Regions from separate parts of the Homo sapiens genome. Here region 1 is linked to region 2. A link is a contact called in ENCODE Hi-C or POLR2A ChIA-PET data. All regions are on one chromosome and are shown on one strand. Each heading gives the region's core, a stretch centred on a gene start or an enhancer-like site at or near the end of the contact. The rest is flanking DNA. Distances are from core to core; before and after follow the strand shown.

Region 1 (6,868 bases), core at 868-3,367, 2.6 Mb before region 2:
CCTTGTCAAACTTGGGATGCTGCTGCTCCACGCATCAGCTAGACAATCCAAGAATAACGTTTCCTACATTATTCTTCACTGTAGGTAGGGAGTACGTAGTGAAATTTATGTTCTGTAATTACAGCTAGGGCAAATGATTTTTTTCCCCCAGAGGGTATTGTGCCTTATATAATCCTGACCTCAATAAAGCCTACAGCTTTATTAGGAAGGTTTACTTCAAAGCCAATATAGCAGTGAGCTTTGAAAACATAGCATGCAACAGATGCATCACGAACTACGGAGACAGTCAAATGGTAACATGTCACTGCAGTTTTCATGTTGCACAACTGCATTCAAACTTAAAAAATGGGGACAGATCTAGTACATCCAAGAGAGCGCTTCGGATTCTCAATCTATTAGTATACAACCCTACAAACCATACCTGCATACCCAGTTCTTTTAAAACTTTCAACAAAAACTCCCTGCATGCATGGACAATTAAAAGGAGGGATCTGGTAGGACCAATTTATACTAAGTTTTAAATTCTTCACAGTTGTGAAACCTGAAACCTATGCAACACGCAAGCAGTTTTTTTGAACTACACTATCAATACCTGTTGAGCCAGTTCTCTGGTGGGGGCCAATACTAGTGCTTGGGTCTCCTTGAACTCAATCTCCAACTGTTGCAGGATGGAAATAGCAAATGTGGCTGTCTTGCCAGTACCTGACTGAGCTTGAGCAATCACATCATACCCTAAAAAAAGTAGGATACACATTTACCGATCCCACATCAAATTGTCACTTCTACTTCACACCATGTATTCCATTTGGAACATTATGCCCAAATAATCAAGTGATCAGCAATGAGTATTCTCTTCATTTCAGGTCAGTCCCGAAAGATGATTGCCATCATTTCACTTTAAGGAATACAAACAGGTGCTAGTCCCCCAGAGGTTACTTTCCCTTTTATGGTTCATGTCTATGTAGAACAATTTCCTAAAAATGCCAGTTTCTTTTACCTTTAATACAGGGAATAATAGCTCTCTGCTGAATAGCGGAAGGCTTCTCAAAACCGTAAGCATAGATGCCACGAAGGAGAGACTCCTTTAAATTCATATCATCAAAGTTATCAACAATCTCATTCCAGTTGCTCTGTAAGTTAGAAAAAATAATGCACGCATAAATGAGATGAACACACTCACCTTTCCAAAGCTTCAAGATCCACAACCGTTTCTTACCTCGATGACACCATCGGGGTCCATTCCCTCTGGGCCGCCATGTTCTCTGCTGACAAGAATACTGCAGTCAGACACCCCTTCCAGGCCACCTCAACTGCACCTTAAGCGCATAGCCCTTTGCAACCCGTCTCAGCACGTTAGCCTCCCCTGCACAAGCTAAAGCAGCAGCCTCAGGGCGAATATCCACACTGTGCGCCTTCCCTAAAGGTTGGGGCCTGCGGATGCCCGGAAAGGCAGCCCCCCAGGCCCGAGCGCATGGCGATCCCGTTTCAACTGCGGAGCGTCTCGCGAGAGCTCGGAGCGCCGAACTCCGCCCCCAACAATGCGCAAGCCGGGTGATTGACGCGGGCGGAGCGGCCTGGCGAGGGCGATGCCAACGGTTCACCGGCACCGGTCCTGTCCCGTCGCCTCCGCGCCGTGGCCGAGTGGAGACCGCTGCCTCCAACCCTTCCCCAAGTAAAGCCTAGGACCCTCCCCCAACTCGTGTGGATGACCGAAAATAAAGCTTCGGGTCCTGGTTACAGTGTACCGAACTCGGACTGCGCCACGGCTTTTTACTCCATGTTTCCCGTGCTCTACACTGGGAAGGAAAGCAGCCGAAGTTTCGTAATGTCTTAGAGAGGAAAAACGCCCTTTAGCCACTGCTTTCGCACCACCGTCCTATCTCCCCACAATCCGGGCCCTACCCATCATGGAAGCTTCTGGAAGGGCACAGGAGTGCTGTACCCTAAGAAAACGTCCATTAATTTAGAGTTTTTGCCTCCGTGCCATCCACTATCATCTCCCCTGGCGCCCTATGACCTTCACTACAGACCGCGACCGCCAACAGACTGCATACCTGTTATAATCCGCGGAGCCACCAGACATGATCCGAAAAACCACTCAGCGCCCGACTGAAAAGACAGCGGCGCCCAACCACCCGTTTTTTATAGGCTCGTGGCCGGAACCCGTTTCTTGCGGAGGAATTTTCTCGCCGTGCTTCGGTCAGCTACAAAATTGTGATCCTGGGGTCGTTACCTCGGATAAAATCCTAAGCAAGTTGGTAGAAAAACCCAAATGTGGTAATTTCTCGATATTACAGGGTCGCTGGAAATCCTAGGGCCCGGGGTTGGGTTGGGACTCTTTACCTCGCGGCGGAAGAATATAGCTGCGGAGTTAGTTAAACCTCGCTTTCCCCGCCCGCCCTGCTCCTACGGGGTTTCCGCGTCCCTGACGCAGAGGCGGGCCGGGGGAGCCGCGCCGGAGCCGGAGGCGGAAACCGGAGATGCTGTTCGTCGGGCGGCCGGGGCTTCCCGCGGGTGACAGGTCCCGGCTCGCGGCTCGCTGCCGGCACTCAGGTGCGGGAGGGGAACTCGGTTATTCCGCTTGCTCCCACCGCTGTTTAATTCCACAATGAAGACCTGCCTGGCATTTAGCCCGACCGTTAACATCCATTCAGATCTTGGAAACGTAAAATTCCTGCTAGGGAAAATGTCGGCCACCCAGCGAGTCCCGGGAAGTCCGGTTTACCGGTACATTTTGCAGCGCGAGAAGGAAAAATGGAGTGTCATTTGCAGATGTCTCTGGAGTGGCCAATTCTATTCTCATATCATTTCCGGTCTCTCGCTTTCTTTTTAAGAGTGTTACTGATTTTAACCTAACAGGTGTGAGGAATGCCTGAAAAAAATCATAAACTTTTGCAAATGGATAGAAACTAAGCAGTAATTTTCCTTGGAACGCACGAATTTAAATGGACGCTTTGGCAGATACAGCTCTGTGCCGCTTTGGGACTACATCGGTTTTGATTCCGTCTATATTGGTCATTTTTTAAAGGCTGTAGACTTTGCCGATATATAGTGAAATGTTGATTTATTGAAATTCAGAGCAATAATATCCTTGCTGCGTAAACTGCACGGGTCTTTAAGCTCCAGACGTTTTCAATTAGCCCCATCTCAGGTCTCTCGACAAAAACAAAAAACAATATATGTAGTCATTTAACTTTAAAATACAACCCTACCCATGGTGCAAAATATCATCGAGACTATCAGGGTAACATTTTCTCATATTTCAGAAGGCCAACTTAAAGAATCATTACTGGGAAAGCTGACTCAATTTTCTATATTATAGAAGATATTCGGTTCTAAATACTACTTTTTTAATACAAAAATTATTTATTTATTTGAAAATTCTTATCGTGCCAGGAACTAGGACAAAGATTAAGAATACCAAGATGGCAAAGTGGGCCAGGCCCTCAGTCCAGTGGTACTGCTCCTCATTCATCCCTCTGTAATGTTCGAAATCCAGATTTGAGGTGATGCCAGATATTTTCTGAGAATGATGGTCGTCAGACATCCTTGTTGTCTCATCCAAAATCTACTAAAAATATCCTGAGATCTAAGAAATTGAAAAAATACTAAATCGAAAAAGTGACCAACCGTTTGGTTTCACTTGAGCCTTAGGGTGAAAACAATTGATCATAGGGTGATACCAATCAACAATTAACACTTAATCGTTGGTTGTTTTCTTTAGGATTAGCACTACACTAGATGGTGTAGGATTTTCAAGTCTCTTAAGAGGAAATAAAGGCTAAACTCTATGGTATAGGTTTACAAGTGCTAAGTAAGTTTCAAGGTAAGAAAACTTCAAATACAGTCAAAATCCACACCCACACTGCCTGTAACCTTACAGTGTATTCCTAATAAATGCAGTGATTACCACATTTGCGTGTGCTTACTAAATAGTAAATAACATTTGTAACTAATAAATGAATTAAAGATCAAAACGTATACTTTAACAAAGTTTTGCATATCAACACAGAGCGTGCTCTTTTAAATTTAAGTGATTCTGCTTACCTGGAATCTGAAATAAGATAGCCTTCTCAGTGAACTATAAATGCTTCTTTGTCAACCTTTAGTGTTTGAAATCATTTATACTGCAAATAATCCTAAAAGTCAGATTATTTCCCTATCTAAGCCAACTAAGGTAGTTTAGTTTTGCTCTTCAAGAGCCTCAGCTGACAATTCTAAAGCTATCTAGCAACCAGAGAAGCAAAGAATTAGTACAAATCTGTCAGTGCTACATGGAAAAACAATAACAAAACCTTAAAAGAATATGCTTTCAGACGGGCGCGGTGGCTCATGCCTGTAATCGCAGCACTTTGGGATGCCAAGATGGGCAGATCACGAGGTCAGGAGATCAAGACCATCCTGGCCAACATGACGAAACCCTGTCTCTACTAAAAGTACAAAAATTAGCTGGGTGTGGTGGTGTGCGCCTGTAGTCCCAGCTACTCCGGAGGCTGAGGCAGGAGAATCGCTTGAACACGGGAGGCGGAGATTGCACTCCAGCCTGGGTGACAGAGCAAGACTCTGTCTAAAAATAAATAAATAATAAAAAATATGCTTTGTGTTGATAGTGACATCTTCCTATAAAAAGTACCATGTACTCTCATCATTCAGGGCGCATTTGTATGCCATCTTGAGATTCTTACATTATTTTGAACCCATCAGTTGATTTTAAGTGATAGCTGCACATTTAAAGCGGTGTCTAGATAATCTATTGATATATAGACATTTGTTAAGGTATGTGTTTTGGATCTAATTATTACGTATTAATGTTGTTATTTAGTAATAATAAAGTATAAAGCACAAAGTATATAGTACATGCTGTCCTTACATCTGTAATTTCAGTGTTTAAAAATAACTGGGCCAGGCCCGGCGGCTCACGCCTGTAATCCCAGCACTTTGGGAAGCTAAGCCAGGTGGATCACGAGGTCAGCAGATTGAGACCATCCTTGCTAACATGGTGAAAGCCCATCTCTACTAAAAATATAAAAAATTAGCTGGGTGTGGTGGCATGTACCTGTAGTCCCAGCTACTCAGGAGGCTGAGGCATGAGAATCACTTGAACCCGGGAGGTGGAGATTGCAGTGAACAGAGATCGCGCCACTGCATTCCAGCCTGGATGACAGAGTAAGACTCCACCTTAAAAAAAAACAAAAAAACAAAAAAAAAACACTGCCCAGAGCTGGATAGAGATGGTGGTGCTACTCACCTCTTTTTCTTTTTCTTTTCCTTTTTTTCTTTTTTGGCAAACCCAGGATAATCTCTGTAACCTCTTTTTATTACACAGTTTCTGAGGAAATTAGAGGCTAGGTTCTGCTTGCCTGTGACCCCTGACGCAATTTGGAGGGTTGAACTTACTGCCATGTTCTTACACTATAACTTAAAAAACATTTGTGGTTGGGCATGGTGGCTCACGCCTGTGATCCCAGCACTTTGGGAGGCTGAGGCAAGCCGAACAATTGAGATTAGGAGTTCCAGACCAGCCTGGCGAACACGGAGAAATCCAGTCTCTACTAAAAATAAAAAAATTAGGCTAGGCATGGTGGCTCATGCCTAATCCCAACACTTTGGGAGGCCGAGGCGGGCGGGTCACTTGAGGTCAGGAGTTCGTGACCAGTCTGGCCAACCTGGTGAAACTCCCTTTCTACTAAAAATACAAAAATCAGTCTGATGTGGTAGTGTGCTCCTGTAATCCCAGCTACTCAGGAGGCTGAGGCAGGAGAATTGCTTGAACCTGGGAGGCGGAGGTTGCAGTGAGCCAAGATCACGCCACTGCACTCTAGCCCGGGCGACAGAGCAAGACTCCGTCTCGGTGGGGATAAAATACAAAAATTAGCCGGTTGTGTTGGCGCACACCTGTAATCCCAGCTACTCAGGCAGGAGAATTGCTTGAATTCGGGAGGCGGAGGTTGCAGTGAGCTGAGATCCCGCCACTGCACTCCAACCTAGGCGATGGAGAAAGATTATGTCTCAAAATAATAATGATAATAATTTGCATCAAGATAGGTAAAGATATTAACAGAGTTGAAGAAAATGGAGAAAACTGAGGAGGACCACGGAAGGACTTTTAAACTAGCTAAGAACTAGTTTTGAATCCGCTGATCCAAGGTTATTAAACTCTTTTGTGTAGCCAAGATACAGAAGTTTTTCTACCTTTATAGAGGAAGACTAAAATACAAGTACATTGCTGTACTTCAGATCAGGTGATCAGAAACTGTGGTATGCATAAAAATCAATGGGAACATCTATTTGAAATGCAGATACTTGTGGACTCTGCCCTCTCACCCAGATTCACTGGATCTGAACTGAGGTGGAGCCGGCTTCTGATTTTGAAAAATTAAGGCTGGGAGCAGTGGCTCATGCCTATTATCCCAGCACTCTGGGAGGCTGAGGTGGGCGGATCACTTGAGATCAGTAGTTTGAGACAAGCCAGGCCAACACGGTGAAACCCCATCTCTATCAAAAATACAAAAATTAGCTGGGCATGGTGGCGCACACCTGTGGTCCCAGCTACAGGGGAGGCTGAGGCAGGAAAGCAGGAGAATCACTTGAATCTGGGAGGCAGAGGGTGCACTGGCATGATCATGGCACTCCAGCCTGGGCGACATCTTTATTTTACCTCAAAGATTCACTATTTTGGCCAGGCATGGTGACCCACAGCTGTAACCCCAGCACTTTGGAAGGCCAAGGCCAGTGGATCACCTGAGGTCGGGAGTTTGACACCAGCCTGGCCAACGTGGTGAAACCCTTTCTCTACTAAAAATACAAAAAATTAGCCAGGCATGGTGGTGGGCGCCTGTAATCCCAGGTACTCGGAAGGTTGAGGCAG
Region 2 (6,376 bases), core at 3,673-6,172:
ATAAACCTGTTCATCATTCATTGTTCATCCAATTAAAATGCTTTGACTGGCAGGGCACGGTGGCTCAGGCCTGTAATCCCAGCACTTTGGGAGGCCAAGGTGAGCGGATCATGAGTCAGGAGATCAAGACCATCCTGGCTAATACGGTGAAACCCCGTCTCTACTAAAAATACCAAAAAAAAAAAAAAAAAATTAGCAGGGCGTGGTGGCGGGCACCTGTAGTCCCAGCTACTCGGGAGGCTGAGGGAGGAGAATGGCGTGAACCCAGGAGGCGGAGCTTGCAGTGAACCAAGATCGTGCCACTGCACTCCAGCCTGGGCGACACAGCGAGACTCCCTCTCAAAAAACATACAATAAAATAAAAATAAAAAATAAAAAAATAAAAATAAAATAAAATAAAATGCTTTGGCTGAGGGCCCAGTGGGTTTCAGGTCCTGAGCTTGCTATTGTAGGTTTTCTCATGAAACATCAGACCCAGAGCCTGCCTTGTTCTCAGAGAGACTATGGTCCAGTGGATAGTTCATGGAAATATACTGCAATCCAGGAAGTGGTTGGAGCCGTAGGAGCAGCACATGTGTTCAATGGATAGACATCTGCTGAGTGTTACACAGGTGTCAGGATATAAAGATAAAATATACCAGGCACGGTGGCTCACACCTGTAATCCCAGCACTTTGGGAGGCCAAGGTGGGCGGATCACTTGAGGTCAAGAGTTCGTGACTAGCTTGGCTAACGTAGCAAAACCCCATCTCTATTTAAAATACAAAAATTAGCCAGGTGTGGTGGCACACACCAGTAGTCCCAGCTATTTGTGAGGCTGAAGCAGGAGAATCGTTTGAACCCGGGAGGCAGAGGTTGCAGTGAGCCAAGGTCGCACCACTGTACCCCAGCCTGGGTGACAAAGCCAGGCTCCATCTCAAAAAAAAAAAAAAAGGATAAAATAAGAGAGTGCCATGACAGTTCTCACAGAAAAGCTCAACCCAGAAGACAGGAGAATTTGAACCTGGAGGAGACAGGGGAAGAAGAGTCTGCAGGTGGAAGGCCCAGAGGGAGGACAGTGGAGCAGGAAGCCACACAGCTAATGACCTGATCGCCATGCTGCCCTCTCTCACAGCTCAAGGCCAGACTAGCAGTAGGCACCTTACTTCTATGAACCATCCACCATGCCCTCAATGCTGAAAATGTTTATCCTTCCTCCATTTCTCAAATAACTTAAGATGGCAGGCCAGGCGCGGTGGCTCATCACCTGTAATCCCAGCACTTGGGGAGGCCGAGGTGGGTGGATTGCTTGAGGTCAGGAGTTCCAGACCAGCCTGGCCAACGTGGTGAAACCCCATCTCTACCAAAAATACTAAAATTAGCCAGGCATGGTGGCTCATGCCTGTAATCCCAGCTACTTGGGAGGCTGAGGCAGGAGAATCACCTGAACCCGGGAGGCGAAGGTTGCAGTGAGCCGAGATTGCGCCACTGCACTCCAGCCTGGGTGACGAGAGCAAAACTCCTCAAAAAAAAAAAAAAAAGAAAAAAAATTTAAAAAGATGGCTGGGCCTACCCTGAGCTTGACAAATACTTTTGTAGACCAGATGGGACTTGAGGAGCCTCACAACTAGCACCTCAAAGGCTGAGCCAGGAGTGGAGAAACTGGAGAGACAGCAGCCTTCCTCCTCTGACCCACTTTCCTTCCTCTAGGGTCACTGACCTCCGCCTGACCTTCCTCTTGTGGGGCTCGGAGAAATGGTGGCCTTGTCACCTCTACAGTTTTCCAAGGCTTACCACCTCCCTCGGAGAGGATTCATCAGTAAAATGGTGATAATAATGACACCTAAAATTGTGCGATTAAGGATTTAGATTTTTGGATCCAGATTCCTGATGTCAAAGCAAGCTCTGCTCTGCCTCTTATTAGCTGTGTGACCTTAGGCAAGTTACTTAAGCTTTCTGTGCTCTAGTTTCCTTTTTTTTTTTTTTCTGAAACACGGTCCCACTCTATTTTCCAGGCTGGAGTACAGTGGCACCATCACAGCTCACTGCAGCCCCAAACTCCTATGCTCAAGTGATCCTCCTGTCTCAGCCTCCCAAGTTGGGACTACAGGCACAAAGCATCATGCCTGGCTAATTAAAAAATTTTTTTGTAGAGATGGGGTCTTGCTATGTTGCCAAGGCTGGTCTCAGATTCCTGGCCTCAAGCAATCCTCCCACCTCAGCCTCCCAAATTGCTGAGATTACAGGTGTGAGCCACCATGCCTGACAGAGTTTCATTTGTAAACTAGAGATACTATTACGCTATCTATTTCATAAGGCTGTTTCGAAGATTAAATGAGTGAAGATTTGAAAAGCATTTAGATTAGTCCCTGGCACACTAAGCATAAAAGGCGTGTGTTAAATAAATGAAACATATATATATGCTCTTCAGCTATTAGTCCTCTGTGACAAGACAGCTCTATCAGTTCCCCTGCTCATTTATCCTTCTGGGGATACAAACAGAATCCATCTCCTCCACTTCATTTTTAATACTGTTTTCAACCCTGCTAAAATGGTCCAACTCTGATTTTGGTTCAAGTACCACTGATGTTTGCAAGATGGCTTCAGGTGGCACACAGATTAACATTGCTTAGTTCAATCATTAAATATTTATGTTAAACATATTTTAGAAAGAAATATAAACAGAAAAGTCAGACCTATGGTTTCATATTATTGCTTGGTTCAAGCTAAGAAAAACAGTAAGTGGACTGACAATGGATTTAAAGAAAAATATTAAGTAACAGTGACTGGATGTAATGGGGGCCCTCTTAAAACTGCAGTTAGGCCTTGGGATTGGGAGAGCAGCCCAGAGTTGTCCAGGCTTAGGAGGCAGGGGCCAGGTCCAGTGGGTCTGGAGATAAGTACAGGGTGGAGAGACAGCCTATCTTAGTCCCTCAAGGCATCTGGATCTGAGGTGGCCCCAGGGCACTGGACTCTGGCTCATCTTCCCCCATTCCTTATGTGGAGGCAGTAGCTTGATCCCTTCTAACCCTATTCTTCTCTTGCCAGGCCAAAGTATCCACCCCCTCACCCAGACCCCTTCTAGATCCATCCCTCCTCAGAATCTTCCAATTAGAGGTGTCTGTCTCTGGGCTGAAGGCAGACAATCATTATCACACCAGGAGCACCCCACCCCAGGGCAGGAACAACAACAGAAACAAGAATAGTTAGAATCTACAAAGCACTGCCCACTGTACAAAGCACTCTCACACACATGATTTCAGGGGCTCATCCAACCCTGAGTTCCAGGGCAGAAGGTGACAGCAAAACATGCCAGGCATTAGACAGAAGGTGCTTGCTTCCTAGTGCTAGGTGGGCCAGGGGCTTGGGAGAGAAGCCAGACAGATGAACACTGGGGAGAAGAATGTCTCCTCTTGGCTGTGGGGCCTCAGCTCCAAAGAGCAGTGCAGGCCTCAGGCTAGGGCTGGAGAGGCAGCCTTCAGGCCTGGAGGGGCCTTCCCCACCGCCTCCAGGCCCAGCGCCCAGTTAGTGAGGCGGCAGGCAAGTGTGGGCGCCTCCCCCTCCCCCAGTCTCCTGGGAGTTGGGGGGGTTCGAGGGGGATCAGCCAGGCCCCCCTCTTCCCAGGCCAGCTGCTTCAGAACCTTCCGGCTCCAACATTCCATCCCCTCTTAAAGGGAAAGTGACTGCTTCCAAACTGTGCCTGTCCAGATCTCTGCAGCTGGGTGGAAGGGAAGACCCCACCAGGGAGGGGAAGATAGAGAACACCAAGAAACTCTTCCTGGCTATCCCACCCAGGCCCCAGGCCCTTCCTAACGTCTCTCCACTGGCCACCAACTGGAGGAAAAAAGCCCGAATTGGAGGAAAGATCAGCACCTGGGTCAGTGAGGACTACTCCGCAGGGGTCAGGCTCTCTGTTCCGGTGACAACACCCACAACAGCCCACAAAGGAGAGGGCAGGCAGCTAGATAAACATCAGATCTGCAGACCCCGCTCGCGGCCAGGCGCCCGAGCACCCCCGACACCCCTCCCCCAGCTCAAAGTCCCAGCAGAGCCCTCAGATGCAGCATACTCCAAATATGGCTGGGAGCTGTGCTGCTGAAAAGATGAAGGGGGCGAAGAACGAGGGCCACACGACCCAAGTCTGTGCGGAAAAAGGTGGCTCTGGCTCCTCGGCAGGAGGAGGATGGGGGACTCGGGCTCTGAAACTAGGTGGAGGGGGGGTGTGTCTGTCTCTGTGGGCCACTGGTCTCTGAAGAGGTAAGGGGACCGCACCGGCAGGAACTCTGATTGCTAGTGGGGAATTGGACGTCCCCTTAAACAAGGGAGGCCAACGTCCCCTCTTCAGAGGTAAACGGGAGTTGCTACTGGGGCTGGAACCAAAGGGGCCCAAATGGGCCGAGTCGCCCCTAGAAGTCAGAGCGGGGCTAGGAGCCGGTGTAGCGAGGCAAGTCGAAACGGACCGCGTCATCCCTTAGAAGCCAGAGCGGCCGGGGCTCCCGGAGGCGGGGCGGGGGCCATCCTCACCCGAAATCGTCGTCCATAGACTTGAAGAAGAACTTATAGCTGGGTCGCTGCAAAACGCCCTTAAAGTCCGCCAAGGTGACGCGCTCGGCGGGCAGGGGCAGCTTCACAAGGTACGGCGTCTCCTGCCCATCCAAGTGGTAGATGATCTTGGTCTCGCCCATGGCTCTGGCCTCGGGCCCGGCGGCCCGCGCGCGGCCTGCTCGGGCGGCCGGGCCGAGCCTCCCAGACGGCGGCGGCGCGCGGCGCGGCCCAGCGGCTCAACCCAGCTCGGCGGCTGCTGGCGGCGCCAGCTCCCTTGTTCTCCGGCCGCTACCGGGTCCCAGCGCCGCCCGCCGCCGCCGCGGCCGCCGCTTCCGCTCCCCACTCTCCCGACTGGACTGGCGACCGCGACTCTTCCGGTGGCCGCGGCCCTCCCGGCCCAGGGCTTCGTCCGGGCCCGCTCCCCTCCTCCGGCCCGGCGCGGCCCCGCCCCGGCGCGCCCCGCCCCCGGCCGCCGCGGAGAGGCGCCGGCGTCGCGGCAGATGGCAGGGTTTCCCGCCCACTGGCCGGGCCGCGGCGCTCCGGTCCCGGGTCCCTAGAAACGGAAGGGGAGATTCACCGGGATGGCGGCGTTCCCGGACCCCTGAAGGCCCTGACTCCGGACCCAAGTGGGATCGGCGACTCCTCTGCAGTCCAGGAAGAGTGGAATGCAGGGATTGCTTTGGTCCCCAGAAATGGTCTGGGGAAAGAGGGTGGGTCTGACTCTGGATCCCTGGAGGAGAATGACCTCAACATGGCCCTTCAGTGTTTCTTGAGAAGCACAACTGCTGTCACTGAGTCTACTAAACTGATCTCGAGAGAAGGACAGCATCCAGTTCTGATTCCTCCCTATAACCTTAGCGTCCAGTTGCAAGGTAGTGGTTTAATAAATGGGTTGAATGCGGAATAAGTGGGGCCCGGGCGCGGTGGCTCACGCTTCTAATCCCAGCACTTTGGGAGGCCAAGGCGGGCGGATCGCCCGAGGTCGAGAGTTCAAGACCAGCCTGACCAACATGGAGAAACCCTGTCTCTACTAAAAATACAAAAAAATTAGCCGGGCGTGGTGGCGCATGCATGTAATCTCAGCTACTCGGGAGGCTGAGGCAGAAGAATCGCTTGAACACGGGCGGCGGAGGTTGCGGTGAGCCGAGATCGGTGAGTCGAGATCCTGCCTTTGCACTCCAGCCTGGGCAACAAAAGTGAAACTCCATCCCCCCTCGCCCCCCCCCAAAAAAAAAGATAAGTGGATGCATGCATGCCTAAGACAGTAAGTCTCAAACCAGAACTCCAGAACTAGGTATAGCCGGTTCCTCACAGATCTCCTCACCCCTTAACTTTTAATTCATTTAATAAATACTGAAGGCCTACTGTGTATAAGGCATATCGCATGAGATATAGCGATAGCGAGACAGACAAGGCTGCTCTCAGGACCTTCCCTCAGCTGGAGGGAAGCACATAGGCTTGTAAATACATAACTTCAGAGTGACCACTGCTATGAAGAAGGTAAAACAAAGTGATGGGATAGTGACAGGGGAAGCCAGGCGCAATGGCTCATGCCTGTAATTCCAACATTTTGGGAGGCTGAGGCAGGTGGATCACCTGAGGTTAGGAGTTCGAGACCAGCCTGGCCAAAATGGTGAAACCCCGTCTCTAGTAAAAATACAAAAATTAGCTGGACATGGTGGCGCATGCCTGTAGTCCCAGCTACTCGGGAGGCTGAGGCAGGAGAATCGCTTGAACCCGGGAGGTGGAGCTTGCAGTGAGCCGAGATCCCACCACTGCACTCCAGCCTGGGCGACAGAGCGAGACTCCGCCTCAAACAAAAACAAAAACAAAACAACCAAAACAAAACGAGA

The links. Hi-C counts contacts between places; a loop is a spot of excess contacts on that map. ChIA-PET counts read pairs that join two places held with the same protein, here RNA polymerase II (POLR2A). Pooled maps may share reads with other maps.
Region 1: a loop to region 2 is called in a map of gastrocnemius medialis, with 7 times the contacts of the local background. The contact joins the promoter of EIF4A2 here to the promoter of DVL3 in region 2. A Hi-C loop is called at or near these places in 1 of 168 maps with a recorded cell type or tissue (gastrocnemius medialis) and 2 of 50 pooled maps. POLR2A ChIA-PET finds 5 or more read pairs at or near these places in 2 of 52 experiments (GM10248 and activated CD4-positive, alpha-beta T cell).

The regions. Positions count from the first base shown.
Region 1 is chr3:186,778,826-186,785,693 of GRCh38, reverse strand. EIF4A2 (eukaryotic translation initiation factor 4A2) reads right to left here and starts at 2,117. Exons shown (of 11, transcript NM_001967.4): 1 at 2,055-2,117; 2 at 1,217-1,262; 3 at 998-1,130; 4 at 593-732. The coding sequence starts at 2,083. It overlaps SNORD2 (small nucleolar RNA, C/D box 2), which reads right to left and starts at 898; the gene lies at 829-898. RefSeq lists an enhancer at 1,212-1,441.
Region 2 is chr3:184,153,923-184,160,298 of GRCh38, reverse strand. DVL3 (dishevelled segment polarity protein 3) reads right to left here and starts at 4,922. Exons shown (of 15, transcript NM_004423.4): 1 at 4,503-4,922. The coding sequence starts at 4,663. RefSeq lists enhancers at 2,585-3,460, 3,461-4,338 and a silencer at 4,676-5,025.